2 separate regions of the Homo sapiens genome follow, and region 2 is linked to region 1. The links are chromatin contacts, found by Hi-C or POLR2A ChIA-PET in ENCODE. All regions are on one chromosome and are shown on one strand. The core of a region is the stretch at or near the end of the contact, and the rest is flanking DNA. Distances in the headings are between cores, read along the strand shown. Region 1 holds the start of DNAJC1 (DnaJ heat shock protein family (Hsp40) member C1). Region 2 overlaps KIAA1217.

Region 1 (2,919 bases), core at 379-2,878:
AGATCATCTCAGGGTGGACAAGTGTCATTGGAGCTGGGCAGCATGAATTTTTGAGTAATACCTTATGTCCATGAGAAGTATTATTAATAGAATCCAATTCTGTTTCAGCATGGCCTTAGAAAGAGGATGGGCTATCTTTAGATGGAGTAAGTCCCCGAGGTTCTCAGACAACATAAAGGTAAAACTCAAAAGGGAAATACTAGGCTGTCTGCTACAAGATCGGGGTAAGAATCCCAGATTTGTGGCAATATGGCACCAGTTTCAAAGGTTTTATTGCACTTAATCTAATGATCAAATTAGGAGAAAAGATGAATGTTACTATAATATGTAAAAGTAGTGCTTAAGATCATTAATTTCATCTTATTTCGATGTTTTGTTCATTGAATAAACAGTAACCTAATTTAGGGACTTGGTAAAGATGACGTTCACTTTAAGAAAACTGATATAACCAAAAATAAACTAGGCTGGGGGTGGTGGCTCATGCCTGTAATCCCAGCAGTTTGGGAGGCTGAGGTGGGTAGATCACATCATGTGAGGTCAGGAGTTTGAGACCAATCTGGCCTACACGGTGAAACCCCGTCTCTACTAAAAATACAAAAAATTAGCCAGGCATGGTGGCAGGAGTCTGTAATCCTAGCTACTCGGGAGGCTGAGCCAGGAGAATTGCTTGAACGTGGGAGGCAGAGGTTGCAGTGAGCCGAGATGGTGTCATTGCACTCCAGCCTGTGCAACAAGAGCAAAACTCCGTCTCTAAATAAATAAATAAATAAACTAAAAATCTGTGGTAGGGGGAATGGTGGTAGGGAGGTAGTCACAGGATTCAGTTCAACTAATTGAGTGCTCTCATGTGCTATGCATTGTGCTAAGCACACAATAATAAAGTCCACACAAGAGAATTGTGGTGGAGAAAATAACTTGAAAAGAGCTTGAACAGAAGCAATGCAAGACTAGAAGGTGAGACATTGTTATGGGAGAGGAGGTTTTTAGCCTGTCTTTTAAAACAGAAACATCTCAATTGAGGTCTGTTTTCAAAGGAACCCCAACTGGAGGTGGGCTAAGGTGGATAAACTACATTTCTCCTCCAACTATGATTGAGTCACCATTATTAACTGTTAATTCTACCAGGTCATTTTATGGTATTATGCCTGTAAATCTTAATTCATAATTAGAAGTATACTTTTTGTTTTGGTTTCAATTCCTTTTCTGCTCTACCTCTCTCTACTTACTAGATTTGCCCCTTTTAGAACCTGGTTCAACTTGTCCTGTCTTCTTTGCTGATGGACTAATTAAATGCATGGAAGCCATAATCAATTAATCAGGCTTCAAATATGCTTTTAGTGTTCGATAGCTAGGGGAGAGGAAGACAGTAGCTATTTCAGGGGAAGTCCACGTGGGGCGTTCCAGATGGACGCGAGATGGCTATAACCGTCCCTGTCTCTCAGCCCATGTGGGCGCAGGTACAGCTGCTCCGTGCGCGCCAGTGATTGAGAGGCATTTCACCCAGGCCCAGATCTGGGGCGCCAGGCGTCCAGGCTTCCGGCCACGCCCCCTTCCCGCGGTTGCTAGGAGACATGATGTCACCGGAAGCGAGGCCTGGGATAGGCTGAGGCGAAGGGAAGCCTCACCCACTGTGCAGCCCAGGCGCCGGGCGCTGCCTCTACAGCTGTGTGTAGGCCTGGGGGCGAGGGTCTTCGGAACGTAGCGCTGGCTGCGGCCCCGCCCGCCTACCCACCCGCCCGTCCGGCAGCCGGCTCCCGCCGCCTCCGCGCTCTGTCTGGGGCCAGCCACCTGGCGGGCCGCTCCGGTGCGCCTGCCCGCGCTTTTCACTGACAGGCGCTGTTCCCCACAGCCAGCGCCGCCCGCCACGTCCCAGCTCTCGGCCAACGGAGCTGCGCGGCGGGTGACCTTTCCGAGCCCAGCGCGATGACGGCTCCTTGCTCCCAGCCGGCGCAGCTTCCTGGACGCCGCCAGCTCGGGCTGGTGCCGTTCCCGCCGCCGCCGCCGCGGACGCCGCTGCTGTGGCTGCTGCTGCTGCTGCTGGCCGCCGTGGCGCCGGCGCGCGGCTGGGAGAGCGGAGACCTGGAGTTGTTTGACTTAGTGGAGGAGGTGCAGCTCAACTTCTACCAGTTCCTCGGGGTGCAGCAGGTAAGCAAGGAGGCGCGCGGGGCCGGGCGGAGAGGGGCCAGGGCAGGCGTCAGGCGACCCGGTTCCTCAGAGACAGCCGGACACGTAGGGCAGGGCTTGGTCACCCCGGGCTCTGGCTGCCCTCAGCTCGGGTCACCGGGGTCCTCAGCCTTGGAAGGACGTGTCCGTCTTCCCCAGATCTTTACTCCTGCTTCAACTTTTCTAGTCCCAGCCCCAGTGACAGGCTGGACGGCGCCACTAGCCTAGGGTGGCGATGCCTTCTCTCTGCTCCGGCGTTCTGGGGAAGAGCCTTCCCCCTCCAGCTGTGCTGGAGGAAGAACGAAGAGTGGTGTGGGTAGACTTTTTTTTTTTTTTAATTTAACACCTACCTTTTGCCTTCCTGTCCCCCTGAATGTGAGAAAGAGCAGCCGCTTCTCACCCTAAACTGTCATCTTCCACCGATACTTACCTCATCCTTATTCTTATTTCAGCTGCCTCCCCTCCTCTTCCCTTCTGGGAAAGTAGGAATGCACTGTGGCCAGTGTCTGTGTTGCAAAAGTTTTTCTTACTTTGTACTTCGTCATCTTTTTAGCCTGTTAGGTAGATGTTTGTTTCGCTTTCGCAGTTTAGAAATCTGGAGGAATTTGAAGCGTCTAACCAGGTTGGAGGTGTTAAGTTTTTTGAGCAGCAAAGGACTTGGGATGCGATTGGAAGAGAAGCCCCCGGTCAGTAATGTAGGAATGGGTTTTTTTTTCCCCTTTTCCTTTTGTTTCATTTCGTTTTCTTCTATAGCTT
Region 2 (2,700 bases), core at 91-2,590, 2.4 Mb before region 1:
GATGTTGCCCTTGACAGCCTCTTTGTCCAAATCCATGGAATGTACAACAGCAAGAGTGAACCCCAGTGTAAACTATGGACTCTGGGTGATATCAATGTGTCGGTCTCATTTCATTGATCGTAACAAACGTACCACTCTAGTAGGGTATGCTGATCATGGGGGAGGCTGTTCATGCGTGGAGGCCAAGGGTGTATGGGAACTGTCTGTACTTTCTGCTCGATCTTGTTACAAACCTAAAAAATTGCTCCTAAAAAATAAAATGATAAAAAAAATTCATGATAAACCATCAAAATTTTAAATAAAGGCAAGATCAACAGGGCTTCATGAGAGAACTTAAAACTCTATGGATTGAGATAAAGTGACAACATACAGATGCCAAAAGACACCCAGGGCTTCCAGATGGCATCAACAGCGGGTTTCCAGGGGGGTTACAGCTCAAAGTATCCAGTCGGCATATCTGAGGCCCCATGGAGTTGCAGCTGTGCTTCTGGGCCACCCAGGTGCTGGTAGACACCCTGCTCATGGCCGGGGCTCTCTGGGGAGCACTGTTTATCCCAGGAACCCGTGCGTCTGTGTGTTAAATAAGGCCAGGCAGGCGGGGAGTTTCCCAAAGACTAAGCTGAGCAAGGCCCCTGGGAGGGAGACTGCATTTGCACTTGCTGTGAGTCACATTTTCCTTTTTATTTCCCGTCCAGGCTCAACTGGATTACGCCATAAGGGCCAGGTGCGGCTGGGGGGACATTCCCCAATCGGCCACAAAGAGGCGGTCAAGGGCAACATCAACCCAGCTGGCCCAGTGCCAGCCTCATTTTCTGGAACCAGAGCTTCCCTTGGCTTTGGCAAGAAACTTCTCATTTCTCTCCTCTCCTCTTACTGTGTTCCTTTGTTTCTATCCAGGAGTAGTGAAAAATGGCAGGCCAAAAAGCCCCTCACAGGGAGGGCAGAATAAACAGGTCAGATGCATTTTTCAGCCTGCTGTGACAGCACACCGGCACTCTACAGCAAAGGATGCTGAGTAAAATGGAGCAATTTGCAGAAGCGTGGCCACCCCGTGCGAAAACACCCGCCACCCTCAGCCATTCCTTGGGCAAGCCGGCCCCAGCTCCTGCAGCCTCTCTGCCCCAAGGCTTGGTTCCTGAACCCAGCAAGTCTCAACCTGCACTGCCAACCGTTCTTGGCTGCAGAGGAAATTCCTTCCTTTAAGACAAAAGATCCATTATCCGACAGAGTCAAAGTTCCCCCAGGTATGGGGGAAGGCGGACAGGCATTTATTCTTATCTTCGTTTTGGTTTGCAGAGCTGAGGTTATCTTTACAGAGACCTGAGCTCATTTCCTCCAAGCACAAAGGAGAAATCCCATTCCTTGCCTGGCTCCTAAGTGTGAGTGGAGTTAAGAAAGCACAAGTTTCAGGCCAGACATGCTGGCTCATGCCTATAATCCCAGCATTTTGTGAGGTTAAGGTGGGAGGATTACTTGAGTCCAGGAATTCCAGACCAGCCTGGGCAACATAGTGAGACCCCATCTCTACAAAAAATAAAAAATTAGCCAGGCGCCTGGGTGCGTGCCTGTAGTCCCATCTACTCTGAAGGCTGAGATGGGAGGATCCCTTGAACGTGGGAAGTCGAGGCTGTAGTGAATCATGATCATGCCATTGCACTCCAGCCTGGGTGACAGAGCAAAACTCTGTCTCAAGAAAAAAAAAAAAAAAAAAGAAAAGAAAAACCACAAATTTCTTGAATCCACACAGAAAGCCCCAGCCTGGTGACGGTGTGGAAGCCTGTGTCATCTTGACACTGTCTTGGCCCATGATGCTCCTTGGGTGTGTCCCTCCCCTGTGTGTCCTTGTCCCTTCATTTGTAAGATCATGTTAATGGGAACTGGAGCCCTGGACTTCCCACTGCTGCCACTTAATTAAGTGTGTGAGCTCAAACAAGCAAACACACACATAAACAAAAAGCACATTTTCTGTGGTCTTCTCTCATTTATACAATGAGGATCCTAGATTACTAACCTAAGATCAAATTTTAATTTGATCTTAATTTGATCAAAATTTAATTTGACACAAAATTTAATGTTAAATATTAATATTGATAATACAAATAATAACAAAGTTGTAGGGTTTTTTTTTAGGACAGCTAGGACAATGTCTGAATTCAGTCTGCTTGGGTCATTATCTGCAGCAAAGGAACTAAAATCAGGGTACCTTCTCTCACATCAATCTTTTTCTTTCTTCTCCCAGCAAGGCATTTGCTCAGTTTTACATGGCAGAGTTCAGCTGTCTTTTGCACGTGCTAGACTCTGAAGGCTTTTGCATGTTGACTCTTTTCCTGTCCCCTCTTATCCCCAAGCCCATCTGTTTGCAAACACAAGTACCCAAATCAGAACCTTAACATGGCAATGAAGCATAAGAAACATCTGCCCCCTTGACAGAGAGGTCTAAATCCTCACGACTTGTCCATTTTGTTAAAGCGCCAAAAAAAGCAATTAAAAAAGCAAAGCAAGATAGAAAGTAAACTTCCAATACAAAAAAAAAAAAAAGGAAATGATACGTGGTAAAATCATAAAAAGAATCCTTCTGCCTTTCAGAAAAGCTGTGCCCTACACACACCAAGCCCCTCTATCCTTTCACGTGGTAGTGGGAACAGCCTCGTGTTTATGGTTCTTATGAACAGTCATGCAGATGTTAGCCACATTGTCCCT

The links. Hi-C counts contacts between places; a loop is a spot of excess contacts on that map. ChIA-PET counts read pairs that join two places held with the same protein, here RNA polymerase II (POLR2A). Pooled maps may share reads with other maps.
Region 2: a pooled map shows a loop between it and region 1 (4-fold over the local background). The contact joins the enhancer-like site here to the promoter of DNAJC1 in region 1. A Hi-C loop is called at or near these places in 2 of 50 pooled maps. POLR2A ChIA-PET finds 5 or more read pairs at or near these places in 2 of 52 experiments (A673 and PC-9).

What each region holds. Positions count from the first base shown.
Region 1 is chr10:22,002,439-22,005,357 of GRCh38, reverse strand. DNAJC1 (DnaJ heat shock protein family (Hsp40) member C1) reads left to right here and starts at 1,628. Exons shown (of 12, transcript NM_022365.4): 1 at 1,628-2,145. The coding sequence starts at 1,924. RefSeq lists enhancers at 1,375-1,504, 1,535-1,584, 1,464-1,964 and a silencer at 1,625-1,994.
Region 2 is chr10:24,381,856-24,384,555 of GRCh38, reverse strand. All of the region lies in intron 3 of KIAA1217, which reads right to left. Among named protein-coding and RNA genes, the nearest start is that of MIR603, 110 kb to the right of the region's middle. RefSeq lists enhancers at 822-981, 1,132-1,211, 309-1,508. Within about 2 kb of position 1,340, at least 21 of the 41 ENCODE cell types and tissues checked have a DNase peak (open chromatin) inside an H3K27ac peak, as active enhancers do; they include A673, where a contact is called at or near this core.